Linked DNA regions of Homo sapiens: regions 1, 2, 3, 4, 5 and 6 are each linked to region 7. The links are chromatin loops, found by intact Hi-C in ENCODE. Cell type or tissue: endothelial cell of umbilical vein. All regions are shown on one strand. Links, peaks and the distances in the headings refer to the core of each region. The heading gives the core; the rest is flanking DNA.

Region 1 (4,000 bases), core at 1-4,000, 95 kb after region 7:
GCTGTTTCAGGGCCTTTGCATCCCTGACAGCATGAAGTGGGTGACTCTGTGACTCACTCCCACCTGTGCAGCTTTGGCTGCCCCCAGACACAGGGCCGGGCACACAGAAGGGCCTGAGATGGTTGGGAGAGACAGGGTGTGGCCCTTACCTGCCCAAAATTCCAAGGTATGTTCTTGATGAACTTGGCCGAGCCCTGGTAGATAAAGCCCTGCTGGGTGAGGACATACTCCTGCCGCTCCTCTTCCGAGTCCAGGTACACAGCATCCGCTGCAGGCAGGAAGAAAGGGACCTCAGCTCTGGGTCTGCGGAGGCCCAGGGTCCCTGCAAATCTGGAGTCAAGGGTGCCAATTCCCTAGGCCAAGCCAGCGTCTCAGGGATCCATCCTTCTTTTAATTAGAAAAAGTAACCATTAATGAATAATCCCACGTCAATGAGATAAGGTGTTATCGGTTAGTGACAACAAAGGCTGCCATTTCTTCAACACTCACTGTGTGCCAGGACCTGTGATAAATGTATGACCTGTATTAATAAATTTAATCTCCAGAAGAGCCTTATGAGGAAGGGATCCTTGAAAGCCCCATTTTAAAGACCAGAAAACTAAGGCTCAGGAATATTTTATAGCTAGGAAAACTGAGACTAAGGACACAGGAGCACTGGACCGGGAGTCAGGAAACTCCTGATTCTCACTTGCTGTGTGACCCTGGGTAGGCTACTTTGCCTTCTCTGCCCACCTTAACACCTCACTGTGTCAGCCCAAAATGCAGATCTGAAAGGTGCTTTGGAAACGAAAGCCCTGAGGTAGCGTGAGGGAGGCGCATGATTCAAGGCAGAGAGAACTCAGTAGCAGAGGGGAAGGCCAAGAAAGGGTTCCTGCAGCTCAGGAGAGGTGGGGTCCTGTCCAGCTTGAGAGAGTTACAGAGGGCTCCCTGGAGGAGGTGGCATCTGAATGTTGTCTTAAAAAATGATTAAGTTTTAGAGAGTTGGAACCTGGAGGGTAGCATTCTAAGCAGAGGACCAGAAAGCACAAAGCTTTGGCTGCTGGAAAATGCAGGGCATTTAGTTGTCTGTGGCCAGTGAGGGGAGAAGAAGGAGCTGAGGAAGTTGGGGCAAGATGGTAGGAGCCCAAAGGTCAGGCTGGCTTTACTGACTCCACTTAACCGGTGAAGAAACTGAGGCCAAGAAGGGGCAATCTGGAGCCCCATTATGACTTTGGTGAGCCCCAGGCACTCTTGACTTCATGCATTCCTTCCTCCATTAGAAAAAAGGTAATTGAATGTTATGACTGCCTTGGTTAATTACAGCTATCTCAATATTACATATTAAAACCTATTGTTCAACTTAAATGTTCATTTTTTTCTCCTGATTTTAAATTACATTAAAACATGTTCACGGGCCCCTAAGAGTTTCTCAGGCCCCAGGCACAGTGCCTGCCGGGTCTAATGGAGAAGCTGGCCTGGGAAGGAAGCAGCTGCCGGCCCCTCAGACCCCTGGGCTTTGTCATGCCCGTCTGCAGCAACCAGCAGCCCTGACTTTCATCGTAGTGAGGAAAAATGGGAAAGAGGCCAAGTCTCTTGTGTATTCTGATCTTTGGCTCTGGAAACTTCTATAAAAATTAACCTTGAAGTCAATGAACTATAATGGCTCTGCAGCAGCCGGGGGGTGTGGGATAAGAATGAAAGAGAAAGAAGAACCCACAGTGTTTCAACATTAGAATGAGTGTCAGCACTTGTTGAATTGTCCCCACCCCAGCTCAGGATGCCAAGACTGTGACATCCCCAGCTCAGGTCCCCATCTGGTAAAGGTGGGGGCACTGGGGACGTGAAGCCTTGCATATAACTGGCACTCGATCATATTGGTCTTGGAACTGACATACAGGAGGGTCCCATTTTCCAGGCAGACCCGGCCCTTTCCCACCCATCAGACTGATTTCCTCCCGCAGCGCCCCTGCGCTCACCCCAGCCCAACTTCCTGCCTCTGCATCACCAGCTCCACAGTTCCCGCCCCGGGATGTGGGTCACTTTAGTCACTGTGCCGCTTGGCTGACCGCCACTCCAACCCGCCGCCGGGTGAGGCCAAGCAGGAGGAAGGGGGCCATCCCCCAGAACCACGCTTCCCATTCCCTGAACTCTGAAACCTTGTGGTGTGGACGAGGGTGGGGACACCGGCGTGTTCCTGTCCTGTTGGCAGAGCTGCCAACTAGTTGCTACCCTCTGCAGATTGACTAAAATTCAAAACAAACCTATGGGGCGGGGGGGGGGATCCAGTAAGGCCACTTCTGTCCCGAGAAATCATTCCATTGGCCACAGGGTATGAAGCAAGGGTGCTCGTTGACGCATGGTCCCTGCGTGCCATGAGCCTCCAGGCACAACCTCATGTCCATCAGTGGGGGCTGGACCATCCACATGGGCAAGAAACAGGACACTCAACGCCCTTAGAAAGAATGAGCAGATGTGGCCGGGCGTGGTGGCTCACGCCTGTAATCCTAGCACTTTGGGAGGCCGAGGTGGGCGGATCACCTGAGATCAGGAGTTTGAGACCAGCCTGGCCAACATGGTGAAACTCTGTCTCTACTAAAAATACAAAAATTAGCCCGGCGTGGTGGTGCATGCCTGTAATCCCAGGTACTCGGGAGGCTGAGGCATGAGAATCATTTCAACCCGGGAGGCAGAGGTTGGAGTGAGGCGAGATTGCACCACTGCACTCCAGCCTGGGTGACAGAGAGAGCCTTGGTCTCAAAAAAAAGAAAAAAAAAAAAAGAATGAATGAGCAGATGTATGCAGACCAATGTGGACAGAGCCTCACGGTGTATTGTGAGGGGAAAAAACCAAGTTGTAGGTTAATGTATACAGTGGGATCCTTTTATGTTTGTGATAGAGAGACAGAGACCTATAAAATACAGCAATTTCTCCAGGCACATACAGACTGACCTAAGGAGGTGAGCCCCCGCAAAATATCTAACAATGGTGTCCCCCAAGGAGGAGGGGTCAAAGGGGGAGGCCATTTCTCTGTAGTCTTGAAGCCCTCCCCTTCTCTCCCCTTTTTTGGAGACAGAGTCTTGCTCTGTCACCCAGGCTGGAGTGCAGTGGCACAATCCCAGCTAACTGCAGCCTCAACCTCCTGGACTCAAGCGATCCTCCCACCTTAACCTCCTGAGTAGTTGGGACTACAGATGTGTGTCATCACATCGGTCTAATTTTTGTATTTTTTATAGAGACGGTGGGTTTCGCCATGTTGGCCAGGCTGGTCTTGAACTCCTGCCTCAAGTGATCCCCCTGCCTCAGCCTCTCAAAGTGCCGGGATTACAGGTGTGGGATTACAGGTGTGGGATTACACTGCACCTGGGCTTGAAGCTTTTCTAAAGAGAATGCTGTCATGGTTTACTGTTATACTGGGAAATAAAAATCAAAATATGGAAAGGTGAAAAATTTTAAAAGCTTTCTGCTCAAATATAAAATGCCTCAAAATAGAGAAGAAAAAAGATAAAGCAGTGGGCCAGCAAGAAGGTGGTTGTCTAACAGCCAGGAGGCCAGAATTTCTGCCCTTTTGAAGAGGGACACCCGATTCCCAGGAGGGGCCTGGCCCATGATGCTTCTTTCCCTGCTTTGTTTCATTAGAATAGGAAGGAAACAGATCATTAGATCTGACTGCCTTGCTAGTTAGATGGGAAAATCGAGGCCTGGGGAGGTGACTGGCAACCCCTGCCTCCTCCCCCTTGCTCAAGTCAGTTTCCTTTGTTCCAAGCTCTCCCCTCTGACTTTCTAGTTTTGTCCAAGGTTGTCCACTTATTTATTCAAAGAGATTCCAAAGGCCACTTCACCACTCTGAGCCTCAGTTTCCTGTGTGTGAAGTGGGGAAGTGTCATCTCCCCCTTGGGATTGTTGAGAGGCCCGACTGAGATAGTGTATAAGGAGGCAGCTGGACGGTCTAACTGCTCCTACTCACCCCCCTCCCCCAGCCCTCCCCCCAACCTCACCTCCGGGTTTCCCTTCCCCAAACCAG
Region 2 (4,357 bases), core at 187-4,186, 160 kb before region 7:
AATGGCAGGATTCAAAACAGAGAATATGGCTCTAGAGCCCACACTTCTAACCACACCATCCTACCCTACCTGGCCTGGTGGTTCTGAGGATTAAGGGGAATAATGAAAGTTCTTAGGGCCATGCTGGGCATACAGTGATGAGCCAACAGAGGCTTGGGGACTGGGAGAAGGCAGCAGGCATTTCTTCCCATGGGGACTCAGGCTGGACCTCGCCCAACTGGGGACTCAGCTAGACAGAGGGGAAGGCATACAAGCACAGGGGAAGCACTGGGAAGGTTGAAGATGTAATGAGGCCAAGGCATGCCCAAGAGAGCACAGGATATGTGCAGGAGGTGAGTCTGGGACCCTGAATGCAAACTAGAGAAGTCAGGATTTCTCACATAAACAGGCCATCAGAGGGTTTTTTTAGCAGAACCATTATATCATGAGCATTTTCTTCTTTTTTCCTTTTTTTTTTGAGATGAAGTCTCACTCTGTCACCCAGGCTGGAGTACAATGGTGTGATCTTGGCTCACTGAAAACTCCGCCTCCCAGGTTCAAGCGATTCTCCTGCCTCAGCCTCCTGAGTAGCTGGGATTACAGGTGCCCACCACCACTCCTGGCTAATTTTTGTATTTTTAGTAGAGATGGGATTTCACCATGTTGGTCAGGCTGGTCTCGAACTCCTGACCTCGTGATATGCCCACCTCGGCCTCTCAAAGTGCTGGCATTACAGGCGTGAGCCACCACACCTGGCCGATCACGAGCATTTTCAAAGGCATACAATCCCTGGATGTCTGTCCTTGAAGGAACCTTGACCTTGTTCCAGGCTTCAAAGAGAAAAGATTTCTGAAGGTCAGCCGGTGGGCTAGGGGCACAGCAGCAATGTGCTGCCATCCCGCCAGACCCCCTTCCTCTGCAGGCCTGAGCAATCTCTTGTTTACTCCTCTTTAATCTCCTCTCCCTCCCTGTCCCCTTGCCTGTGTCTGCTCCCTCCAATCTGTGGTTTAAGAGGAGAAAGCCCGGGTTTGAGTCCCAGTTCTGTCACCACAGTCTCCTGGTGAGGCCTCAGGCTGGGGTTGAAGGAGTCCTGGGTTTTAGTCTGGCTAACATGGTGGCTGCTATGTGATCTGGAGGATTCTCAGTTTCCATATCTTTATGATGGAAGCAGTAGTTCATTTCGCTGGGAGCGGGGTTCAGGGTAGTTAATGAATGAGAAAACACGTGCATAGAGTCCAAGACGCCTGGCCAGCCCAGGATAACCTAAACACCACCTCTGTGTGGGAAGAAAGTGAGAAGTGAGAGAATCAGGCAAACACGGCCCCTTCCTCCAAGGCATGTGGTCCAGAAGGTTCGGGGGGTGGGGGAAGCGGTCGACGCTTGGGACCTGTCCTCGGTACTGAAGGGAGCGCGGGGGCTGTGGACGGTGCTAGAACACAGTGCTTGTAAGTGCGGGACATCGTGGAGGAGGTGTCCTTAGTTTGGAAGGAGCTGGATTGTTGCTGGCTACCACGGGCCCCATCCGGTGTGCTACCCCCCCCCCATAATACTGGAAGGGGGGCGCTAAGACAGAGGGAAGACGGCGAGGGGCTATGTTCCTTGGTCTCTAACCTTGTTCTCAAACTTGGGCGCTGTACACACGGCTGGACGCGGGATCCACCTGTGTTCTGGAGTGGGGAGTGGGCTGTCGGAGGGGTTGACCCTGTTCGACGGGGACGGGGAAGAAAGTCTGAGGGTCTGTCCACGGTGTGAACCCTAGCATCAAAGGGCCAGTTGAGACGCTGTCCACGGTGCCCAAAGGATGGGCCCGGGTGGGGCGGGGGGCGGGGGGCGGGGGGGGGGCTGGCGCTGTCCTCCTCCGTGGTGCTGAAACCGGGAGGACCAGGCTGTGTGAGCAGGGAGGCCTGGGGAAGGGCAAGGGATGAGAGCAGGAGGGACCCCGCCCAGGAGTCAGGGGCCTCGCCCGACTCGCCGTGGGACCTCAGAGAAGCTAATTACCTGATTTCAGGCGCTTCCTTATCTTTTAAATGGGACCACAGTTCCGCCCTCCTGTCTGTCCCATCAGCCCCAGTAACACGGCTTGGGAAGGAACTGGAGGACTTTGTTGGATTCTTGCTCTTGGGAATGGGAATGGTGCCCTATCCCCCTCCCCTGCCACACTCACACACACATACACCCACGCATACGCGCGCGCACACGCACACGCACACACACACTCATGCACACACACACCATCAAGGCTCATTGGTCTAGGGAAGGAGCCTACAGTCCAGAAGGGGGCGATCCCATCCACCACATAAGGTCCAGTATCTTCAAGAGCCAGGAGCCGCAACAACTAACTGGCCTGTCTCTCTCCCATTACAAAGACTCGAAAACTGAGTCCCAGAAAGGGGAACACCGACAATAATAACTACTGAGCTCCTACCACGTAGGCAGCATTATGCTAAGCGCTTTGCATGCACGATTTCGCAAATCCTCACCAGGACCCCCGCAGACAGCTATTACCCCTATTTCTCAGATGAAGACTTCGAGGTTCAGAGAGGGGTAGACACCCGGACGCGATCACACAGCGAGCCGAGGTCGGCGGCAGAGCTATCACCAGGTCCCCTGGGTCTCAGCCCAGGCTCCCACCCTACCTCGCCCTCACCCCCAGCCCCACTGGCCCCTGACCCCGGCCCCGCCCTGCCGGTAAAGTTAGGAGCCTCTGAGTGCGCTGGCCTGGCGGCGGGTGCCCTGGCTTTTCTCCCTCTCCCCGCTGGACGGCATTTCTGTGGCTGAAGCCCGTTGGGTCGTGCTTTGCGGGAACCGCGTCCCTGGGGTGGCTCTCTCCGCCCCATCCCGGCCCCGCCTCCGCACTCGGGCGGGGGAAAGTTGCGGGTACCGCTTTAAAAATCCCAGCCTGGGCAAAACTTTGATGATAAATCAAGCGGCAGATCCCTCCGCCGCCTGCTCCGAGCGGGAGGAGGGAGGGGAGGAGGGAGGGGAGGAGGGAGGCGGGAGGAGGGAGGAGGGTGCGGCGGCGGCGCGGCGTGGCCTTCCGCGGAAGGGAAGAGTCCCGCAGTCGGAGGCGGCCGGCTGGGCGTGCGCTCGCTCCCCGAAGCCGGGGCTGGGCCGGAGCCGGGCGAGGGCTGGGAGCTGGGCCGGGTCCGGGGACAGCGGGCGAGGGGCAGCTGCCGGAGCCGGGCAGCCAGGCCGCTCAGGGCAGGGGACAGCTGGCGCCGGTTCTGCGGTCTCCGGGGCCCAGATGTGAGGCGGCGGCGCCCCCGGCCCGAGAGCGCACGATGGGGGCCCCGCTCGCCGTAGCGCTGGGCGCCCTCCACTACCTGGCACTTTTCCTGCAACTCGGCGGCGCCACGCGGCCCGCCGGCCACGCGCCCTGGGACAACCACGTCTCCGGCCACGGTGAGTTCGGTCGCCGCCCCCGCGGACTTCCCCACCAAACCCCAACCCGGGCCGCGCCACTCCAACTTGGCCGCCCCGGGGCTCGAACCGGCGCCAGTCGTGGCGGGCATCCCGGGGCGCCCCCTGCCGGCGCGGTGGACCCGCCCTGGCACCCTGGCCCTGCAGAGAAGGGGGCACCCGGGGCGCACCCCCGAACCTCCTCCCCACACACTCGCGCGGATACGCACACCTGCATGGCCACACCGATATGCACAGCCGCGGACACACTCAGAGCCACAGTCGCTGCTTTCTCACACTCACAACTCCTACCCTGCACATCTCCACACACCTCAGGTCCCCCTCCTCACTGCAAGCCTTTACACTTATGCCCACTACACACGCACATCAGGCACTGCGCCGGTGGGCTCACTCTGCCAGCTGGCGCACACGCTTCGCCACAACTCTTGCCTGCCCACCTGCAGACACACTGGTGCGCGCGCGCGCACACACACACAGGCACACACATACACACACATGAACACAATTTGCTCACCCACTCCTCTCTGCCCATCTGCCTTTACTCTTCTGGGTTTAACCGCACAGAGGCCCTTGTCCTCTTCCTCTCCACACCCAGCCCTATACCACTGGAAAGGTCCTTGGGGGCAGAAGACCTTGTTTCTTGAGAACTGGTCGCCTGGGGCTGCAGCCTCCCAGTTGGGCGGGTGGCACCTGGTGGAAGCCCCTCAGAGCCACCGGAGTAGTTGGGGTTGCTGCTTGCAGCCAGAGGCATGGGAGTGGGAGTGGAAGTGGAATGCCGGGTGCTTTTGTCTGCCTCTGGGGATGGGCAGGAAGCCGTGCCATCCTTCCATAGGGTACCCCCATCCTCATCCTCGGCCCTAGAGGACTGAAATGTGGGAAATCTCAACTCCAGCCGCTGTGGAAGCCGGGGAGCAGACAAGCATTCCCAGCACTGGCTGGCTGAGTGTCAGAAGCTCCT
Region 3 (4,357 bases), core at 148-4,147, 260 kb after region 7:
CACACCTCTGTCTCAGACACTCCAGGGCTCCCCAGTCCTTGGAAACAAACTTAACAATGTCCCCTACTTCCTATCTGACTCACCACCACCCTCTCTACTCTCCCCGCCTCTCCCTGCTCCAGTCACACTGGCCTCCCCGCCATTCCCCGAAACACACCATGCCTGCCCCACCCCCCTCCAAAGGCCTTTGCCCTTGCTTTTTCCTCCGCCTGGGTACTCTCCCCCAGGTTTCCACACAGCTCTCCCTTGCTTCCTTCAAGTCTTTGCTCAAATATTCCCTCCCTAGAGAGACCTTCCCAGACCACTCTCGCTGAAATAGCTCTCTCCTCTTCCCCCACATCCTGCTTTATTACCAATACACACACACACACACACACACACACACACACACACAGAGTCTCTAGTCTGTCTCCCTCACTATGATGAGGGAGAAGGGGCTGCGACTATTTTGTTCACTACCACATGTGCAGCACCTAGACCAATGCTTGGCACATACTAGGTGCTCAATAAATTATTTGTTGGATGGGTGGATGGATGGATGGATTAGTGGATGGATATATGGATGGATGGGTAGGTGGATGGGTGGGTGGGTGGGTGGATGGATGGGTAGGTGGGTAGACAGGTGGATGGGTAAGTGGATGGGAGGTGGGTGTGTTGGTGGGTGGATGGATGGGTGGGTGGGTAGACAGGTGGATGGGTAAGTAGATGGGAGGTGGGTGTGTTGGTGGGTGGGTGTATTGGCGGATGTAAAGGTAGGTGGGTGGGTGGGTGAATGAATGGATGGGAGGGTGGGTAGATGAGTGGGCGGGTAGGTGGATGGGTGGGTGGGTGTATTGGTGGATGGATGGATGGATGGATGGATGGATGGATGGATGGATGGATACATGGATAGATGGGTAGGCGGATGAGTGGGTGGATGAATGGATGGGTGGGTGGGTAGATGGGTGGGGGTAGATGGATGGCTGGGTGGATGTATTGGTGGGTGGATGGATGGATGGATGGATAGATGGAGTTTTATTTCATGCTGCTCCCTCCCTTACTCACCACCCTCCAACCAGACACACTGGCCTTACACTTCCTCAAATAGGTTAAGCTTCCTCTCACCTCAGGGCATTTGTCCTAGCTGTTCCCCCTGCCTGGTACTCCTTTCCTTCCCAATGCCCACCTCTACCCCGCTGGCTTCTTATAGTACCATGTGGATCTCCACTCAGCTGTCACTCCCAGAGCAGCCTTCCCTACCACCCCAGCAAGAGTGGGTCCCACTCTGAAATTCATCCTGGATTGTGCCTCCTTCAGTCCTTCCATATTGGTGATTTGCTTGTTTGTTTACAGTTATTTGTTTGCTTCAAAACACATTCAATGTGAAAAAGAAACTTTAGAAACTGCAGAGGAATGCAGAAATAAATATAGGAAAGAAGGAAAAAAAAGAGAGAGAGAGAGAGAATTACCCGAGTCTACAACCTAGAGATAAGCATCATCAATAAATAAGTGTAGATCCCTCCAACCCTTGTCTTTGCAGAAACAGAGGAAGATACACACACACACACACACAGAGAGAGAGAGAGAGAGAGACAGAAACAAATGTACACATATATAGATACAAAAACAAATACACACAAAACCCACAATATAGAAACAGGAAAAAATGCACACATATGTACTCACATATAGACAACAAAATACACACAGACATATATTTTGCATGTGTCATATTATATATTCTGCTTTACAACTTTAAAAACTCAACACGTATCATAGGAACATCTTTGCCATCCATGAAATGTCCTCTTGCAGCCCTTTACTGGCTGCTTGGATTTTCAGCGGACAGCTTGTGGTAATGTACGAGGACAGTGCCCCCTCCTGGGACACTTGGGCTTTCCATTTTTTTTTCCACAAACGTAACCAAAGCTGCAGTGATCATCCTTGCAATCGTGTCTCTGTCTATCCTTGAGTATTTCCTAGAAGTGGAATTGCTAGACCAAATGGCATACTAAGAAAAAAAAATGAATACCCACATATATCTAAGTGATACAACAGACCAAAAGATTAAAACAATAAGTAATTATCCTCAGTGAATAAGAAAGGTCTTGTTTATCTCCTGGGCTCCTGCCCAGAGTTGATCACTGACAACCATGGAGTGTGTTAACCTCCCAGGTCCCTGGTTCTAAGCACTCACATAAATGCATAAGAAAATCCATCTAGATTTTGCTGATGCTCTACATGAATGGATACACACTGTTCTTCCACTTGCTTTTCTCACTTAACAATATGTATTAAAGATAAATCCTAGTCAGTACATAGGTCCATCTTTATTATTATTATTTGAGATGGAGTTTTGTCTTGTTGCCCAGGCTGGAGTGCAATGGCGCGACCTCCACTCATTGCAACCTCTGCCTCCCAGGTTCAGGCGATTCTCCTGCTTCAGCCTCCGGTCACTGGGATTACAGGCTCCCGCCACCACGCCTGGCTAATTTTTTGTATTTTTAGTAGAGATGGGGTTTCACCGTGTTGGCCAGGCTAATCTCAAATTCCTGACCTCAGGTGATGCACCTGCCTTGGCCTCCCAAAATGCTGGGATTACAGGCGTGAGCACTGTGCCCAGCCCATCTTATTATTATTAAGAGTTGCATGTATTCCATAATATGGAGGTTATGTTTGTTAATTTTAAGTAATAAAATAATTCTAAGGTACAGAGAATGCTATACACTTCCAAGTACCCAACACACAGATTTAAGAGATCTTACCATTTTGTCATATTTCCTTCTGATTTTTAAAAAAATTTAAAAAACTGTAGAAATAACTAACGAGGCCCCCTTGGGTGCCTCTCCCCCCACCCCAGAACCATGTTGATGATGTTGGTGTGTGTCCTTTTTGCCTGTGTTTTTATACTTTTTATGGGCCTTTAAATTTTACATAAGTGGTATCCTACCATATGTATCCATCTATAATTTGGTTTTTTAAGCTCAACATTTATTTGCTAAATAAATGATCTGCTTTTGCAACATATTGCCAAATTGCTTTTCAGAAACATAAAGAACAACCTTAACAGCTTATGAGTGCTCTCACCAAACACTGGGTAGCATCAGTTTAAAGCACACACGACTCTCAAAACAATTTTCCTCTTTTCCCATTTTGCTAAGTTTACCGACGAAACAAACAGGATTTCACTGTTCTTTTCGTAGGGTTTCTGTGCTTACTAGCAAGGTTGAGGTTGAGACAATGGAGTGGTTAGGAGAACGTTCACTGGACATTGGAGGCCTGGGTTCAATTTCTGGCTCTGCCACTTACCAGCTGTGTGACCTTGGGCAAGTCACTTCACCTCCTTGTGCCTCAGTGTCCTCTCCTATAAGATGAGCATAATTATACCTGCCTTCCCAGGACTGGCATGAAAGGCACTTAGAAAGTAATGCCCAGGAGGCTTTTGATGCTACTGTTAGTTTCTGGTCATTGCTTTTTCCTTTGCAAGTGTACAATTGGTGTCTTCAGTCCATTTTTTCCTGGATGGAGATGTTGACTTATAATTCCTGAAGAATATCTGGGCTCACTCTGTTGCCTCTACCCCCAGGGGGAGTTTTACAGTGAGAACCACCACAATCCACCTCCCTTTGCTCCACCAGTGATGGAGTTTCCCGCTGCCCATGACCGCATGGTATACCTGGGCCTCTCAGACTACTTCTTCAACACAGCCGGGCTTGTATACCAAGAGGCTGGGGTCTTGAAGATGACCCTTAGAGATGACATGGTAAGGCCGGGCTCTGGGTGGGTGTGGGAAGAGCACTGGACCCAGAATCCTGCAGACCTTCCAGACAAATCTGGAAAAAGCTTTTCTCACATTGGGGTAGGTTAAAGTGTTGACTCTAGAGTCAGCTAGAGCTGAGTTCCAATATCGGCCCCACCCCTCTCCAGCTGGGTGACCCAGGTCAATTACTGTACCTCTCAGAACTTGTTTTGTCATCTGTAAAACACCAATAACTGGCTTTCTCCAAAGGGTGTCATGAGGATTCAATGAGATAGTAATGCCTGATTAAATGAGATATTAGTCTATGAGAGGACCGAACACAGAGCTTTGAATGTAGGAAGTGATGAATAAGAAACATAAGGGCTACATTGATGAGTACTTGTCAGATTCTGTCATCCAGTCCTAGCACCATGCTAAGGCAGAGGCAGACTTCCTGGAAATGGGGCATCCTATGAGATTGGTTTGCAGGCAGATTGGGCTTTCTCAGGAGCAAAAAACAAGCAGGCGGTCACTGACCAGCTCCTGACCATTCTGGGCCAACTGCTGCAGAAGGTGTGGTTTGGCTTCCAGGCTGGTTGCTGCAGAATTTGTGGGTCAGTGCTCTGTTGTCACATAGGG
Region 4 (4,357 bases), core at 222-4,221, 490 kb before region 7:
TGCTTGAATCCGGGAGGCGGAGGTTTCAGTGAGCGGAGATCACGCCACTGCACTCCAGTCTGGGTGACAGAGCGAGACTCTGTCTAAAAAAAAGAAAGAAAGAAAGAAAGCAGCTATGAACACTCGCATGCAAGTCTTTGTGCAAACATAGGTGTTACAGGAAAGGGGTCCCGATCCAGACCCCAAGAGAGGGTTCTTGGATCGTACACAAGGAAGGATTCAGGGCAAGTCCACAGAGTAAAGTGAAAGCAAGTTTATTAGGAAAGTAAGGGAATAAAAGGATGACCACTCCATAGACAGAACAGCCCTGAGGGCTGCGGGTTGCCCAGTTTTATGGTTATTTCTTGATATGCTAAACAAGGGGTGGATTATTTATGCCTCCCTTTTTTAGACCACATAGGGTAACTTCCTGACGTTGCCAAGGCATTTGTAAACTGTCATGGCGCTGGTGGGAGTGTAGCAGTGAGGATGACCAGAGGTCACTCTTGTCACCATCTTGCTTTTGGCAAGAGCTTCTTTACTGCAACCTCTATTATCAGCAAGGTCTTTATGACCTGAATCTTGTGCTGACCTTCTATCTGATCCTATGACTTAGAATGCCTTAACCGTCTGGGAATGCAGACCAGTAGGTCTCAGCCTGATTTTACCTGGCCCCATTCAAGATAGAGTTGCTCTGGTTTACACACCTCTCATATAGGGACATATCTGTATGTTTTCATGTCTCTTGGGTATACCTAACAGTGGAATTGCTGGATTACCAACTGGCATTATATTACCTATATAATATGAGGTATTATACAGGTAAGCTCCAGGAGGACAGAGACTGCTCATTACAGAATGTGCACAGTGCCCAGCACACACATGGCATGTAGCCAGTGCTGCAAGTCCACCTGAATGAGTAAAAAGCCAGCCAGCCTGATTTCCAAACTTAAGGGCTACACCCAGGAATTTGTTGTTCTGCCTCCTCCCCATCCACAGGCTACTGCTGGGGTTCCTGGCAGGTGTGGGGGCTGGGAGGGGAAGGGAGTTGGGGGAGGGGGCCTGGACACTTTTGTGAACCCTGTTGAGGTTGACAAAGGAGAGGGGTCACCATGGTCATGCCAGGGGTCTCTATCCCACACCTGGAATTTCTCTTAGGGCTTCCTGTGATGCTGAGATGGGGCAGCTGTGTCCCTGGCCCCACTCTTCTCCCTTGATGAAACTGCCTTTGCAGAAATTATAACAGTAAGAAAATTAGGACAGTGAAAGAGACCCATCTAACCAACCCCTATCTTGCCTTTCACCTCTAAACTGCCCTTAGGCATTCCTGGGCTTGGGCCAAGCTAACTTTGGGAGACATTTAGTTTATAGTTTAAACGATAATAGCCCATCTCCCAAACTAAACCGCCTTTGTAAAGATAATGAAAGAGCACTAGGTTAGGAAGATGAGAAGTGCCTACATTCTGCTAAGGTGGAGCTGTAACCGATTATCAGTCATTATTCCAGAGGCCACAAGATTCGCAACTTCTCCGGTTACTCCTGCAAATAACATCACTCTTGGAGAGTCCAAGATTGACTTTTTGAGACAAGTTTTCAGGTTTTTTGGCATTTCTTACTACCAATGGCTGGGGCATGGGGGTGCGGGTGGCACCCCAGTCCTGTGGCCCCACCCAGAAGCGGACTCAGCACCCCAGGACAATTTTCCACACCCCTGGGATTGCATCCCCAGCCAGTCAGCAGCACCCATTTCCTGGCCCGCCAAACTATCCTTGAAAAACTCCAGCCTCAGAATCTTCAGGGAGGCCGATTTGAGTACAAATAAAACTCCCGTGTCCAGCCAGCTCTGAGAAATCTGGCTGTCTCCGGGCAGCGGGCAAGGTGAACCCACGGGGTGGTTACATGGGGACCCAGGCTGTCTCTTGTATGGGGGACTTATGCAGGCCCAGCCCCTCCCCTTCTCCTTCCCACCCTCTGAGCGGCCTCCAGGACGCACTCGCGTGAGGAAACCCGGCCCGCGTGTCCGAGTTCTGTCCACGCCTTCTGCCAACAGCTGTCCTTTGCTCTTCGGGGCTCCTGGGACCGCGGGAAGGGGCCGGGGTTGCCTGGGGAAGGGGTGGGTGCACCTGTGTGCATGGTTTAGGGGTCTGGAGTCTTTGAGGTCGGTGGGTGTTTGTGTCTCTGTGTGTCTGTGAATCTGTCTCGTCTGTGGTTCCAGGCCTGGTGGCGCTGCAGACCCCAAGAGGCCGCCCTCCGCCTTCAGACAGCTCCCGCCGCCTCCCGGCGCCTGGGAGGAGACGGTGGGAAAATCGCGGCGGCGACGAGAGCCCGGCCTGCTCTTTCCGTTCCGCTCCCGCAGGGGGCGCCAGCGCTCCGTGGAGAGCGGCTGCGGCCCCAGAGACCACGCTCGGGCCGCCTGACGCCCAGAGCCCCCAGGAAGGGGAAACTGAGACCCAGGGAGGAGAAGGGAGGCTACTCAGACCTCCTAAATTCTAGTCCCAAATTCCACAGCACCAAGCTTGTCCCTAGACTTAGGAAATGCAGTGGGAGCGCTGTTCTCTACCTGGGCTGCACAGGCTGGCTCAGAGGTGGGGGATTGGACTCAATGACCTCTCAGTCCCCTCAGAGACCCTCGCCAGCTGTGGGGAGGTCCGCCAGCTCAGGGATGAGGTCTGGAGGGTAGGGCTGGGGGGACTTGGCCCTCTGGAAGTTGCTCACTGTGAGGGCTAGGTTGAGGACCCATTTATTCATCTGTAAAATGGGTGTGTAGGGAACAGGCATGTTCAGTTTTCTCCCTTGCTTTCGGCTTCATCCTAGCGCAGGTCAGAAGCTTAAGGGGAGCCTGGGCCAGCGTCCTGGGCATCCCATCCTTGCATTCTCCAGACATGACCACCTCCAGACCCTGCTCATTCCTAGACCTGCCTACTGGACCATGGGATGGTGATCGCGCCTACAGCATCCTTACCTAAGCAGCCCGACTCAAAACGATGAATTGGACCAATCAGTTATTGCCCTCCTGTTCTTCTAGAACTGTATACAGACACCCATTGTCCGTGGCCTTGTGCTGGGTGCCGGGGAGAGAGCAGTAAACAGAAAAGTGAGGCTCTGCCCCTAGAGACCCCACCGTCCAGAGAGAGGAGGCAGCGTGCCAAGCAAGTAAACAACAAACCAACAAACAATTACAAAGTCCTGTGAAGGAAACCAAGAAAGGGCAGACAGAAAGGACGACTGAGGAGGGGGAGGCTGCTCTTAGCTGCAGCTGTCAGGGGAGTTCCCTCCAATGAGGCAGCATTTAAACCAGGAGCTGAAAGATGAGTTGGAGTCAGCCATGCAGAGGCGAGGTCAGTGGAAAGGGTGAGCTAGGGCAAGGAAAACAATCAGACTCATCCTTTTATAAGATCCTCACGCTGCTGGGTGGAGAGTGGGCCTGGGCAGGGCGTGAAGGGCAGTCAGAAGGCCAGAGAGGACGCCGTTGCCATGAATCAGGGGACAGCTGCTGGTGGCTCAGACCAAGGTGGTGGCTGTGGAGGTGGTGGATTCTGGATGTATTTTAAAATAGGATTGGCGGGGCGTGGTGGCTCATGCCTGTAATCCCAGCACTTTGGGAGGTGGAGGTGGGTGGATCAACTGAGGTCAGGAATTCGAGACCAGCCTGGCCAACATGGTGAAACCCTGCCTCTACTAAAAATACAAAAATCAGCCAGGCATCGTGGCATGGATCTGTATTCTCAGCTACTCGAGAGGCTGAGGCAGGAGAATCGCTTAAACCCATGAGGCAGAGGTTGCAGTGAGCCAGGATCATGCCACTGTACTCCAGCCTGGGCAACAGAGTGAAACTGTGTCTCAAAAAAATAAAAATAAATAAATAAAAAAAATAGGGTTTATTTAATTTATTTATCAAATCAAATCAAATTGCCTTGAAGCCTTGGGTAGTTGGAAGTGCCTTTTTCCAAGGTGGGGACAGGTGTGTGAAACGCGGGATGGGCTGTAAGGGATCCCAGGACGGAATCCAGCCCTCCCTACGTATTCCCTGTCTTTGCAGGTAGGTTGTGGTTCTGAACTCAAGGATTAAGGCTTCCAAACTTGGTCCAGCTTCAGTATTGCCTGGGAGCTTCGGTCAATATGATTCTCAGGTCCCAGATCTTTTGACACAGAAGCTCTCAGGTGGCCCCTATGTGGGAGTCCCTGCCCCAGAGCCCAGCAGTTGTTTTCCCACTAGGACTGTGGTGACTCCCGTCTTCCTCTTCTAGGTGGCCAGACCCAGGTGAGGGAAGAGGCAGTGGTGGGAGAGTTTGGAGGGAGCGCCAAGAGACACACATGAGCAGAGGCTGCTGGAGAGTCAGAGATGTCGAGAAATGCCAGGGAAAAACAAGCTACCTTT
Region 5 (4,357 bases), core at 158-4,157, 350 kb after region 7:
TTGTAGAAATGGGGTCTTGCTCGGGGTTTCGCTGTGTTGGCCGGGCTGGTCTCCAGCTCCTAACCGCGAGTGATCTGCCAGCCTCGGCCTCCCGAGGTGTCGGGATTGCAGACGGAGTCTCGCTCACTCAGTGCTCAATGTTGCCCAGGCTGGAGTGCAGTGGCGTGATCTCGGCTCGCTACAACCTCCACCTCCCAGCCGCCTGCCTTGGCCTCCCAAAGTGCCGAGATTGCAGCCTCTGCCCGGCCGCCACCCTGTCTGGGAATTGAGGAGCGTCTCTGCCTGGCCGCCCATTGTCTGGGATGTGAGGAGCCCCTCTGCCCTGCCGCCCAGTCTGGGAAGTGAGGAGCGCCTCTTCCTGGCCGCCATACCGTCTAGGAAGTGAGGAGCGTCTCTGCCCGGCCACCCATCGTCTGAGATGTGGGAAGCGCCTCTGCCCGGCAGCTGCCCCGTCTGGGAGGTGAGGAGCGTCTCTGCCCCGCCGCCCCGTCTGAGAAGTGAAGAGCCCCTCCACCCAGCAGCCGCCCTGTCTGTGAAGTGAGGAGTCCCTCCGCCCGGCAGCCGCCCCGTCTGGGAATTGAGGAGCGTCTCCGCCCAGCAGCCGCCCTGTCCGGGAGGTGGGGGGCAGCCCCGCCCCCCCGGCCAGCCGCCCCATCCTGGAGGGAGGTGGGGGGCAGCCCCCCCCCGCCAGCCGCCCCATCGGGGAGGTGGGGGGCAGCCCCCGTCCGGCCGCCGCCCCGTCTGGATGGTAGGGGGCGCCTCTGCCTGGCTGCCCCGTCTGGGAAGTGAGGAGCCCCACTGCCCGGCAGCCACCCCGTCTGGGAGGTGTACCCAACAGCTCATTGAGAACGGGCCATGATAACAATGGCAGTTTTGTCGAATAGAAAAGGGGAAAACGTGGGGAAAAAATAGAGAAATCAGATCGTTGCTGTGTCTGTGTAGAGGGAAGTAGACGTAGGAGACTCCATTTTGTTCTGTACTAAGAAAAATTCTTCTGCCTTGGGATGTTGTTAATGTATAACCTTACCCACAACCCTGTGCTCTCTGAAACATGTGCTGTGTCAACTCAGGGTTAAATGGATTAAGGGCAGTGCAAGATGTGCTTTGTTAAACAGATGCTTGAAGGCAGCATGCTCCTTAAGAGTCATCACCACTCCCTAATCGCAAGTTCCCAGGGACACAAACACTGCGGAAGGCCGCAGGGTCCTCTGCCTAGGAAAACCAGAGACCCTTGTTCACTTGTTTATCTGCTGACCTTCCCTCCACTATTGTCCTATGACCCTGCCAAATCCCCCTCTCCGAGAAACACCCAAGAATGATCAATAAATACTAAAAAAAAAAAAAAAGAAATGGGGTCTTCCTATGTTGCCCAGGCTGGTCTGGAACTCCTGGGCTCAAGTGATCCTCCTGCTTCAGCTCCTAAAGTGCTGCGATTACAGGCATGAGCCACTGTGACTGGCCTATTACTATTTTAACAGTTCTTGGTTTGCTCTTCAGAAAACTGGGAGGGGTTTTCTCTTCACCTTGCAGAGTGAATCATCTCTGGCTTAGGAACCCCAAAGTGAATTCTAACTCCTGTGAGGTCCTGGGGCATCCAGAAAAGTCACTATGAAGTGATAGGAGGATAGCGGTGGGAAAGGCCCGGTTCCAAGGAGCAAACAGGAGGTACCAAGTGTTCCTGGTAGATGTGAGCTTGAATTCACCAAAGCCCAGCTGTTTCTCCAGAAAGGAAACTCCGTTGAAAGTGCAGTCTGCAGCGCCATCTTTTGGCCACGCCTGGGAATGTCACAGCTGGAAGGAACACTGTAGACAACTGGTCACCTAGTATGCTGGTGAACCCTGCAAGTTCTTAGGCACACTCTCAGAGGTACGACTCAGCAGGTTTGGAGGATTCACATGTTTATCAAGTCCCTCAGGGTGTATGTTCTCATGTAAGTCGTTCAGTAATTCCTTACCTTCCCCCCATCTGGAAACCCCATTTAAAGTTGTCAACAGGCCAGGCGCAGTGGCTCATGCCTGTAAATCCTAGCATTTGGGAGGCCAAGGTGGTCAGGAGTTCAAGATCAGCCTGGCCAACATGGTGAAACCCCGTCTCTACTAAAAACACAAAAATTAGCCGGGCGTGGTGGCACATGCCTGTAATCCCAGCTACTCGGGAGGCTGTGGCAGGAGAATCGCTTGAACCCAGGAGGCGGAGGTTGCAGTGAGCTGAGATCGTGCCACTGTACTCCAGCCTGGGCGACAGAGTGAGACTCCATCTCAAAAAAACGTAAATAAAATAAATAAATAAAGTTGTCAACAAAAATGTGCACAAGACTGTGATGCAGTGTGTAGGTCACCGTGGTGCTCCTGCCCAAAACGCCTAACCCAAATCTAACCATGAGGAAACATCAGTCAAACCCAAAGAGGAACTTTCTACGACGTGACTAGCCTTCACTCTTAAAAAATGTCGAGGTCACGAAATACAAAGAAAGTCTGGGGAAATGTTACCGACTCAAGGAGACTCAGAGACAGGGCAAATGAATGCAGGAGGTGATCAGAGATTTTGTTTTGTTATATAGGACATTGTGGGAAAATTGACAAAATCTGAATATGGTCTGATCATTAGATAATAGTATTGTACCAATGTTAATTTCATGATTTTGATAATTTTACTATATTTGCATATTTGTATTAATTTGTACCAATTGTGCTATATTTGTACAATTATAGTATAATGGTATATAGGAGAATGTCCTTGCTTTTAAAGAATGCACACTGAAGTATTAAGGGGTAAAGGGCCAACAAGTCTGCATTTGACTCACAAACACTTCAGGGGGAAATACGTATATACATGTTTATATGTTTCTATGTGTGTACATATATGTCAATATATATTTTTGTTTTGTTTTGTTTTTTGTTTTTTTTTTTTTGAGACAGAGTCTCACTCTGTTGCCCAGGCTGGAGTGCAGTGGCATGATCTCGGCTCACTGCAACCTCCGCCTCCCAGGTTCAAGCAATTCTCCTGCCTCAGCCTCCCAAGTAGCTGGGACTACAGGCGCGTGCCACCATGCCTGGCTAACTTTTTTTTTTTTCTTTGTATTTTTAGTAGAGGCGGGGTTTCACCGTGTTAGGCAGGATGGTCTTGATCTCCTGACCTCGTGATCCACCCGCTTTGGCCTCCCAAAGTGTTGGAATTACATGCGTGAGCCACTGCGCCCGGCCCTGTTTTTTTCTTTATGTGTATATTTGTAATCTTGGTGAAAGGTATTCAGGAATTCTTTGTGCTACTTTTGCAACTTTTTTAAAGTCTAAAATTATTTTTTTAATGAGAAGTTATTTTTTTCACAAGCCTCCTGAAAAATAGCGTTATAATGCCACCATTCAATTACACGGTAAGACAGTAATACCCCACCTTTCTATGGAGCCCTTGGAGGTGCCAGGCATGTGCTAATTTGAGGTTTATCTCATTGAATCCTCACAGCAATCCTAAGAAGGAGATGCTATCATTACCCCCAGTTTTCAGATGAGGAAACCTTCAGCTCAGAGAGGTGAAGTGACTTGCCCAGGGTCACACAGCCAGTAAGTGATGAAACTGTGTGGCTGTGCTCTCTGAATCCAGAGTAATTTAAAAAGTCCAAGTAGCAGCACATAGGATCCACAACACTGGATGACAGGGGTCGCGCTGTTCAGAGGACTGGGGGCCACTCCCATGGCTGCAGATCGAACTCTACAATCACCTTCAAATGTGCCTGGGCCTTTGCTATGCCTCTGCCCACCCTCCTGCTGCTCCTGGCATGTGCTGCTCACTGTCTCCACCAGTCCCTCTCCTACTTCCTCTTCTGGAATAGACTATCTCTTCCTCCATGTCCGCTTCCCAAGCCCTCTACCTGGGAGAACACTCTCCGTGCTCTGTGGTTCCACAGCCCTATACCTATCCCTTTCTCAGGGACTATCCCACTCTTTTTTTTTTTTTTGACAGAGTCTTACTGTATTACCCAGGCTGGAGTGCAGTAGTGCAGTTTCAGCTCACCACAACCTCCGCCTCCCAGGTTCAAGTGATTCTCCTGCCTCAGCCTCCTGAGTAGCTGGAATTACAGGCACGTGCCACCACGCCTGGCTAATTTTTGTATTTTTAGTAGACGGGTTTCGATATGTTGGCCAGGCTGGACTCGAACTCCTGACTTCAGATGATCCGTCTGCCTCGGCCACCCAAAGTGCTGGGATTACAAGCATGAGCCACCGTGCCCAGCAGACTATCCCACTCTTCACCTCCTGCTGCAATTCCCCTGGCAAAGCAGAAGAGTGTAGCTGTAGCTAGCTCCAGCTGGGGACTCAGCCAGGCCTGGAACCAAAACCTGGCTCTACCCATCACTGG
Region 6 (4,357 bases), core at 200-4,199, 160 kb after region 7:
ATCTTGTCCAGGGCCACACCACGAGTAAGTGCTGGAGCCAGGAATGAACCAGGGCTGTCTGATGCAGGAGTGTGCCGTGCCCCACAGCTCCAGGCTGACAGGAATGTGTTGGTTCTCGGCACCGGCAGTCAGATGAAGCCACACCAGGTGCAGGTTCCAGAATCAGACCCCGAGATATGCAACCACAAGCAGGTAACATAATGTCTCCCAGCCTCAGTTTCCTCATCTGTGCAGTGGATGAAATCCTAGCACCTTCCCCATGAGTTCAGAAAGCAATGATGTTCACAACGGCTCTGGCCCAGGGCTTGGCACAGAGTTGGCGCTCAATAAGTGCAGCTCTTGGGGCTATGTTTTCACCCACTGAGCACTTATTGAGCACCAGGTCATGTGCTACGCCCCAAGGATGCCTGCCTGGCCTTTGAAGGATCGCCAGCTTGGTGTCCTTTCTCCAGAACAAAGCACCTGACTAGGGACGGGCCCAGAGTCGGGGCTTTCCTGTGGAATGTGGCCAGGCAGAACCCCCACACCCCAAGCCAGACACCCCTTTCACCTGGTGAATGGCAGCTTCCAGGCGGCCCAGGCGGACACGGAGCTCCAGCTTCCCCAGGAGGCTGTTGGAAGCGGTGACCAGAACATGAAGCTGCTCGTCCACAAGGCTGTACAAGGCAGTGGCTGCAGCCAGATGGCTCCTGGGAGGTGGGCGGAGGTGAGAAAAGGCCTCTGTTGCCCTCTTCACCCTGCTGTACTTCTGTCCCGCATAGGCCTGCCCCTCCATCTCTGTGGCCCCAGCCTGGGTTTCCAGCTAACTTGCTGTGTGACTGTGGGCAGGCCCTTCACCAAGGGCCTCAGCCTTGGTCTTCCATGGGACTGGGAGGACAAGAGAACACAGTAGGAAGTGAACTGACCCTCCCCCTTCCCTAGAAGGGAATGAAGCTGGCCGGACAGATCTGGGTTCAAAGCCCAGCTCTGCTGCCTTCTAGTAGGAGGCTCTGTGCAAATTTCTCAACCTTTCTATGTCTCTGCTTTTTATTCTGTGAGGTGGAGATAATCACAGAACCCACTTCATAGCATGGTTGTAAGGATTAAATGATCTAACGCCCTGGCCCTCAACTCTAGCTATACATTATAACCTGCCCTGGGAGCTTTAACAAATCTTAGTGCCCTGCCCCAGGCCAACAAAGTCAGACTCTGAGTGCAACCAACACACTGATGTTTCCCTTTTTTTTTTTTTTTTTTTTTTGAGACGGAGTCTCACTCTGTCACCCAGGCTGGTCACCCAGGCTAGAGTGCAGTGGCGCGATCTCCATTCACTGCAACCTCTGCCTCCTGGGTTCCAACGATTCTCCTGCCTCAGCCTCCTGGGTAGCTGGGATTACAGGCACGCACCACCATGCCGGGCTAATTTTTGTATTTTTAGTAGAGACAGGGTTTCACATATTGGCCAGGCTGGTCTTGAACTCCTGACTTCAGGTGATCTGTCTGCCTCAGCCTCCAAAAGTGCTGGCATTATAGGCATAAGCCACCACGCCCGGCTGAGACACTGATGCTTTCTAAAGCACCTCAGGCGGTTCCAGGGACAGCCAGGGCAGAGAACCAGCGCTCATGCGTGCAAAACACTTAACACAGTGCCCAGCGCACGATGTTTGTCAGGTCCGTGCTATTTCTATTGCAATGGTGGGAAGTAGCTGCAACATGCCTGCCGGCCCTGCCTCCATTTCACAGATGGGAAAACTGAGGTCAAGGGAGGGGAATCGACTTGCAGATGACAACCTGAGTTGGAACCCCACCCAGGGCTGTTTCTGCACATAATTTTAAAAAATGCTCAAAGCCACAAGTCACTAAGGAAGAAGTGTGGATGGGATTTCAGGCATGGTGATATTTGTGTGAAGGGAGGAATCTCCAACCCTGCTCTGCCCTCCTCTGCCTTCAGAGGGAAAATGGAAGAGAGAAGATGGAAGAAAAGCTTTTGACTTCCTGGAGGGTGCTTTGCTCTACCTCAGCCTCCCCATCTGACTGCAGCTCCCCACGGGTTGCCACCCTTGCAGGGAAGAGGTGTGGCCCAGGGTGCGTGAATAGGATAGAAAATCTCTGCCTGCCTGGAGAGGGAGGGACGGAGGGACGGGGACAGCCTAGGGGCTGCAGGGACCCGCTGCAGAACAAACGCCCACAGCAGCTCATGTGGGACCACAGTGACCCCTGCTGGAGATGCTGGTAGCTGCGGGTCTGCGGGGCCTCGGATGGACAGGAGGGGCCTGGGCTGGTGGGGCAGGTAAGGGTGGAAGAGGCTGAGAAAGGCAGTGCCAACCCCCACCAGGCACTGAGGGGCAGGGAGATGACCCCATACCAGTGCTGCCCGTGCGTCCATCTGTGTAAGCCTGCTCTCAAGTCTAGTGCAGCTCTGGGTGGTGTGTTCAAGATTCTGGGACCAGACTGCCTGGATTCAAGTCCGGGCCCCACCACATCCCAGCTATGTGACCCTGGACTAATCACTTACCTTCTCTGAGCCTCAGGTTCCTCCACTGTAAAATAGGCATAATATCTGCAGCTACCTCGGAGTGAATTAAGTGAGCTGGTATTTGTAAATCCCTGAGAAAAATGCTGGACACATACAAAGTGCTATTTAGGTCTTGGTTCTGTAAACAAAATGTTCTTAAAAGCTCATGCATACCAGCCCTTGACTTTGAATATAAGTAGCTGTGTTCTAAGAGGGTGAAAATACTTGCAATTACTGACCAATTTAATGACTGACTTTTCCCCACCCCCTAAATTTAAGAAAGCTGGGACTTTCCAGGAATGTCTATAATTTATTCTGGCTCTGAGACCCCTGAGACACCATGAGGTTCTCACAAGTGTGTCTGAGCAGCCTACCGGGAAAGGCAGGGCCGGGTAGGGGTTAAATGCCCAGAAGGCCTGGCTTCAAATCCCTTACCAGCCGCTGTCTAGCTGCTATTTCCCTTCGCTGAGCCTCAGTTACCCATCAGCCAAATGGACAATGTGGACCTCACAGGGTTCTTGCCAGAAATAAATGAGGCAGGCTCTTGCAGGGGTTCAGCGTGGTGTGTGGGTCAGAGAAAGTGCTTTTCCAAAAGGGTGACCAGAAATGGGTAGGCGACATCCTCTGATGCCCATCCCAGGCTCAAGATGGCTGGGGCTGAAGGAGGGAAAGCAGAGAAGGGGCGAGGAAATTGCCAGGGCTCAGGGCAGGTTTCTGTGACCAGGCGTCAGCCTGGGATACAGGCCCTGCAACTACTGCAAAGCTGGGCGCCCTCGGGGCTCAGCTATGTGTGCCCTAGGTGGTGTGGTCCCAGCTCCAAGCTCCTGGGCCAGAAACAGGATGGGGTGGAAGAGGAAAGGCCTGGACGTCTGTACCTGACATCAGGGCTGAAGTCCAGCCTGCTGGCATCATGCTGCAGCCTGGCCAGGGTGGCTCCACCTTCCCGCTGGAGGCCCAGTAGGCCGGGGTCCCTCAGCACAGCCTCCATCAGCTCCTTGGACTTGCTCAGGCACCTGGTAGCCTCCTGCCAGCGTAGGGAGGTGCCCTGAGGCCCCATCCCCACTCTCCCTCTGCAACCTTCCAAGGCTCCCCACACCCAGATCAAGTCCAACTCCCAGTTTGGCATTCAAGGTCCTCCAGAAAGTCTGTCATTTCTGTCTCTAAAACATCCCCTCTAGCCATGTCCCCTCTCGTCACCACGGCAACCTCATTGGTCCACCCTCCAGCATCTCTTGCTGGGACACCCATTCCAGCCTCTTCGCTGATCTCCCTGCTGCCCTCTGGCTCCCCCTACAGTCTGTTCTCCACATGGCAGTTGAACGGATCTCAAAGTGCAAATCTGATAACCCCTGGTTTAAAACTCTCCAGTGGCTTTCCCTGCAGGCTTCGAACTGAATCCCAGCCCAACTCTTCCTTGGTCCAGCTCCTGCTGCATCTAGAAGCTCCACTCATGCTTCTTTCCCACTCATTCTGCTCCACACTGGCCTCCTTGCTACTCCTGAACACCCCAGGTATAATCCCACCTCAGGGCCTTCACATGTGTTTGCCCCCTGCCTGGAGCACAGCCCCCCACAAAGGCAGGCTCCTTCTCAAACTTCAAGCCTCAACTTAAACTCCAGCTCTTCAGAGAGGCCCTCCTCCCTCCCTCATTATTCCCAATCTTACTTCCACAGGACTTGACACAATTTGGAATGACATACCCATTTATAATAGTTTGCTTTTTAAACTACCACCTCTGCCACAGCACCACGAGCCCCAAGAGGGCAGGGATAAGTCAGTTTGCTCCAGGCTGGTCTCCAGTGCAGGGTACAAAGTGGGTGCCCCTCAAATATGAGTCAAATGAATGATGAAAAACAGGAATAA
Region 7 (4,357 bases), core at 241-4,240:
AGAATGATGTGATTGGTCCCTGATCATGATTTGGGGGCTGAAGTTAGCAGCAAAATTTGTACTTTATGCAACTACTCAAGAGTTAATATGCCATGGTAACTGAAGTTTGAACTTGTTTTATTGAGGGACTGGTGTCATTTAACGAAGCCATGGTAACAAATCTGTGTATAATAGTATGCGCAAAGTGAGGACGGCCTGTATTGCAGATGTTCCTGTCTCCTTTTTTTGTAATAGACAGAATCATTAAGAAGAAGTGAAACTTGGCCAGGCGTGATGGCTCACACCTGTAATCCCAGGACTTTGGGAGACCAAGGCGGGTGGGTCACTGGAGGCCAGGAGTTCGAGACCAGCCTGGCCAACATGGTGAATGAAACCCTGACTCTACTAAAAATACAAAAATTAGCCAGGCATGGGGGCAAATGCCTGTAATCCCAGCTACTCAGGAGGCTGAGGTGGGAGAATTGCTGGAACCCAGGAGGCGGAAGTTGCAGTGAGCTGAGAATGTGTCACTGCACTCCAGCCTGGGCAAGAGAGCAAAAACTCCATCTAAAAAAAAAAAATAAAAATAAAACTCATGATATTGACCTGGCTTTCACTTCAAACGTGAGTTTGGTCAGTTAGTATATGATGTATATAATGTAGAGAACAGGAGCTACGTGACTTGTTTCCAGAAGAAAATGTGTAAGCAAAAAATGTGTATGTATCTGCAGCAGGTGCCTGGTGTCCCCTTTTTTCTAAATGAGAGGGTACCTGTGTGGTGCTAAGTAATTTGAGTGCAGTGGAAAGAGGACAGGTTTTGGAGTCATACCGTAAGTGTGTCATTTAACCTCCCTGGCCTTTGTTTTCTCACCTTTCAGCTGGAGATGCTGTATCTTAAAATTGTTGGAAAGATTAAAAGGAAACTATTGCAATGCCAGGCACAGGCTGTGTCCAATATTTCTTTACTTTCGAAACTAGAATTTATCATTTAGATTTATTTCCCACAATTGTTTGGCATTTATTTTGTATTGTCTAATTTGATGCAAAAAGAATGATTTTGGAATTAACACATCTATCATAACAATGTAAAAACATACGGTGCAGATAGATCATAAATAATGTAACCTGTCAGCCTCAAAAGTGGTTAAATTTAAAATGGTAACTTAAGTAATTTTTCTCAGTAGTATCAATCACATGTCTCAGTAATGGTTATTTTAATTTTAAGGTAAAATTAGATTTATTTTATTTTTAGGGGAATAGTGTAAAGAATATTTGTGTTTGACACAATTTTATTGATAAAATTTTCTCTCCTGTTTTCTGAAATGATCCCTGGAAAGCATAACGTATCTCATTTTATACACAATATCTTCTCTGTAAACCCTAGCACACGTTGGTTTGCTTCATTGTATTGTCCCATGAGTTTCTTACTCAAGTGTGATAGTTGGGTAAGTTTTCGCTTTAGATGCCTGTTTTCTGTAGTATTTTACCAGAGAATCAATCTGAGATGACGGACAAAGACCTGTTTGACTCTTTTCAGTAATGTAGGGAACTACAGTCAATTTAAAATAACTAGCATAAAGGTTACTATTAAGCCATTCTGAAAATGTGTGCCCCTTCTGCCCTGTTTTTACATGTGGCCCATTGTGCATAGCATGTGACTTATCACTACAGGATATGTGACTCAAATTTATTACTTTCTCTTTTGTCTAGCAACAGAAGAGAAGAAATCTCTGAAACGAACTTTTCAGCAAATTCAGGAGGAGGAGGATGACGACTACCCTGGCAGCTACTCTCCTCAGGATCCTTCTGCAGGACCCCTCTTGGTAGGTCTTGACCCCCAGAGAGTAGGGAACAGTGGCTTAAAGTGACCTCTAGTTGAAGACTATGGCCACAAGGTGGCGCCAGTGACCACTGGTATGGAATCATCAGAGGGCACCTCTCAGGGGCCCCGTGCATCATCCTGCCCAAAGGAGCTTGCCGGATGGCAGGTGTCAGTATGTCTTTGCGTGCCATAACTCTGGGATGGGCTTATGTTTTATAAAGTACTTGGACTTGGTTTTTTCAATCCTAGAAATTAAGAATATTCTTTAAAAATAGATTTTGGAGAAAGGGATAGATAATATTACAAAGATATTCAAAAGTCGTCTACCATGGCCTGTCTCCAGTAGCATGGTAGTTTTATAAAGTAACTCATTAATATCTAAAGACAGTCTATGTGTCAATAGCAAATTTGCTGCACTGTAGCCTATTAAATATTGAAACAAGGAGTTAGTCTTTACCCATGTGTTTGTGTTATTTGGCTATACAGGTTAGCTTACAAAATCTAAATGAAAGAAGTTGGGCACAAGGTGACAGTTTAAGTAACTTGACCAGTGTCTTAATTTAAATCCAGGTGTGTCTGACTTCAGAGCCCATGCTCTTTTCAAGGCGGGGGCGGGGGGGGCTTCATCTTATTTTGCCTAAAACAGCTTTATTACACATGGTCATGCTTAAAGCCTATGTAAATAGGAAACATGTCTAGTTTGTGTTATGTTACGGTGTTGAGTTAGACTAGGGATTAAATGACAGCAGTGTTAGGTCATATATCTTTGGATTTAAACACTTTAAAGACTACAGCCTAGATTATTACCTTTCAGGGTAATCTAACTACCATCTACAGAGCTAGCTACTCCTTGGTGATTATGGAGTGGCCTGTTAGCATTGTTTTCTGACAATTTAAGAAACTCCTTTTTGATATATACAGAAAATGTATCCCTGGTTTACTTTTCTTGTTTTTTCCCCCTGGGTTTATAATAAGTTTGATACATTTAATTTTGGGAGTGACATCCATTTTGTCAAGAAAACCCAAGAAAGAATTGAAGTAGGTTGATCAGTCAACATATAATTTTTTCCTTCTCCTTCTTGAGACAGGATCTTGCTCTGTTACCCAGGCTGGCGTGCAGTAGCATGATCATAGTTCACTGCAAACTCAACCTCTGGGGCTCAAGTGATACTCCTACCTCAGCCTCCCAAGTAGCTGGGACTATAGACATATGCCACCATGCTTGGCTTATTATTTTATTTTAATTTTTTTGTAGAGACAGGGTGTCGCTATATTGTCCAGGCTGGTCTCGAACTCCTGGGCTCAAGTGATCCTCCTGCCTTGGCTTCCCAAAGTGCTAGGATTACAGGTGCGAGCCACCACACCTGGCCACAACACACAGTTGTTAACATCTGATATTTATACCTTTATTCTATACTGGAAATGATACATCATTTGAAATTAAGCAACATGAACCAAACTCCATTGTTTTGAATTGCCAAAAACATGTTCTTTTAGAATTAAAAAATAATAATAATTATTCAGAATTTCATTCATGTTCTGCCATGGACTTAGATAAACTAATTTTGTGGATTTTCTTAGAGTCCGTGACATTGACTTACATGTAAGCTCTGGGGCTAAGAACAGTTTTTTTTAAGAAATGGCAGGAATGACTGTTTTTAGAATTTGCCTCCACCTCATTTAACTCCAACTAATTTTCTTTAAACCCCATGTCTTAATGGGTAGTGTTGTTTGTGTTTTCATCTTACAGACTGAGGAACTAATCAAAGCTTTGCAGGATCTGGAAAATGCCGCATCAGGGGATGCTACTGTCCGACAGAAAATTGCTTCTCTGCCCCAGGAAGTGCAAGATGTTTCTCTATTGGAAAAAATAACAGGTGAGAAGGTAGAGTTTGGGTGAAAGGTGAGGAGAGAGGGACATAACTGTAATGCAGTAACCCTAGGCCATACTTAACGTCTGCAGGTATAGACTACTTTCCATGTTGTATTGGTTGCTCTACCATCTTGGGATTTGCAAACATAACTCACATGGTGAACAAAGAAACTTTTGAAATAGTCAAAGCTTGAATAGTGATTCTAGGAATTATTGCAGAAATGCTGGTGTGCCACAACCTGTGGCTCTCTAAATAAGGTCTGTTAAAAACATAGTACAAATTGTGTGCGTGTGGGGTGGGTGGGGGAGATTAGGTATTATTCTGTCTGTTAGACTCATAACCCTCTTACTAAAAGAAAAAAAATTATGATTCAGGGCTGTGTGATTTGTGCCCTGCTCTCTGACAAGCCCCGTAGATGATAGTGCGTTCAGTGCCAGGAATTTCAGGTGTCTGTTAGACATGTCATTTTGCCCTAGTCGTGACCTCCCTAGTTAAACAGGGAGGGGCAGTTGACACGATTCCTGCTTTCCTTATGGGAAATTGAAAGGAAGGAATGAAGCATGAACTAATATTGACAGTAGGCTTTGCACCGGTACTTCTGTTCTTTGTGATAGTCTTTGGAGGTGACTAAATGTGTGTCTCCATATTGCATAGGAGGACATTGAGGCTTTGAGAAGATAGG

What was found. Peaks named below come from ENCODE experiments on the same cell type or tissue, not always from the same donor. Only the 100,000 strongest peaks of a DNase experiment are listed, where the experiment ranks them.
Region 1: a loop joins it to region 7, with 2.8 times the contacts of the local background. A loop is called at or near these places in 76 of 110 quality-filtered maps.
Region 2: it touches region 7 in a loop (9-fold over the local background); 7 of 110 quality-filtered maps call a loop at or near these places.
Region 3: it touches region 7 in a loop (2.6-fold over the local background); 38 of 110 quality-filtered maps call a loop at or near these places.
Region 4: it touches region 7 in a loop (11-fold over the local background); 11 of 110 quality-filtered maps call a loop at or near these places.
Region 5: it touches region 7 in a loop (8-fold over the local background); 17 of 110 quality-filtered maps call a loop at or near these places.
Region 6: a loop joins it to region 7, with 16 times the contacts of the local background. A loop is called at or near these places in 105 of 110 quality-filtered maps.

What each region holds. Positions count from the first base shown.
Region 1 is chr20:38,150,790-38,154,789 of GRCh38, forward strand. TGM2 (transglutaminase 2) reads right to left here. Exons shown (of 13, transcript NM_004613.4): 4 at 150-268. Among named protein-coding and RNA genes, the nearest start is that of TGM2, 12 kb to the right of the region's middle. In endothelial cell of umbilical vein, for the core only: no CTCF peak of the experiment used is centred there; DNase peaks (open chromatin) are centred at 1,542, 2,042 and 3,662; H3K27ac peaks cover 4,000 bases.
Region 2 is chr20:37,900,091-37,904,447 of GRCh38, forward strand. VSTM2L (V-set and transmembrane domain containing 2 like) reads left to right here and starts at 3,037. Exons shown (of 4, transcript NM_080607.3): 1 at 3,037-3,381. The coding sequence starts at 3,261. The region is part of intron 2 of LOC124904896 (a long non-coding RNA gene); the gene reads right to left. RefSeq lists an enhancer at 2,337-3,300. In endothelial cell of umbilical vein, for the core only: CTCF peaks have their summits at 2,251 (motif pointing right) and 3,520 (motif pointing left); no DNase peak of the experiment used is centred there; H3K4me3 peaks cover 432 bases; H3K27me3 peaks cover 1,655 bases.
Region 3 is chr20:38,320,305-38,324,661 of GRCh38, forward strand. It overlaps BPI (bactericidal permeability increasing protein), which reads left to right. Exons shown (of 15, transcript NM_001725.3): 8 at 3,566-3,742. Among named protein-coding and RNA genes, the nearest start is that of BPI, 18 kb to the left of the region's middle. In endothelial cell of umbilical vein, for the core only: a CTCF peak has its summit at 1,858 (motif pointing left); a DNase peak (open chromatin) is centred at 1,847.
Region 4 is chr20:37,562,290-37,566,646 of GRCh38, forward strand. No RefSeq gene overlaps it. Among named protein-coding and RNA genes, the nearest start is that of LINC01746, 6.6 kb to the right of the region's middle. In endothelial cell of umbilical vein, for the core only: a CTCF peak has its summit at 2,324 (motif pointing right); no DNase peak of the experiment used is centred there; H3K27me3 peaks cover 477 bases.
Region 5 is chr20:38,407,007-38,411,363 of GRCh38, forward strand. No RefSeq gene overlaps it. Among named protein-coding and RNA genes, the nearest start is that of SNORA71B, 16 kb to the right of the region's middle. In endothelial cell of umbilical vein, for the core only: a CTCF peak has its summit at 1,775 (motif pointing left); a DNase peak (open chromatin) is centred at 1,765.
Region 6 is chr20:38,219,080-38,223,436 of GRCh38, forward strand. KIAA1755 reads right to left here. Exons shown (of 14, transcript NM_001029864.2): 10 at 3,370-3,518; 11 at 551-689. Among named protein-coding and RNA genes, the nearest start is that of KIAA1755, 39 kb to the right of the region's middle. RefSeq lists an enhancer at 50-551. In endothelial cell of umbilical vein, for the core only: CTCF peaks have their summits at 2,207 (motif pointing left) and 3,768 (motif pointing left); DNase peaks (open chromatin) are centred at 2,182 and 3,782.
Region 7 is chr20:38,055,843-38,060,199 of GRCh38, forward strand. It overlaps RPRD1B (regulation of nuclear pre-mRNA domain containing 1B), which reads left to right. Exons shown (of 7, transcript NM_021215.4): 4 at 1,690-1,802; 5 at 3,552-3,678. Among named protein-coding and RNA genes, the nearest start is that of RPRD1B, 24 kb to the left of the region's middle. In endothelial cell of umbilical vein, for the core only: a CTCF peak has its summit at 1,854 (motif pointing right); a DNase peak (open chromatin) is centred at 1,749; H3K27ac peaks cover 726 bases.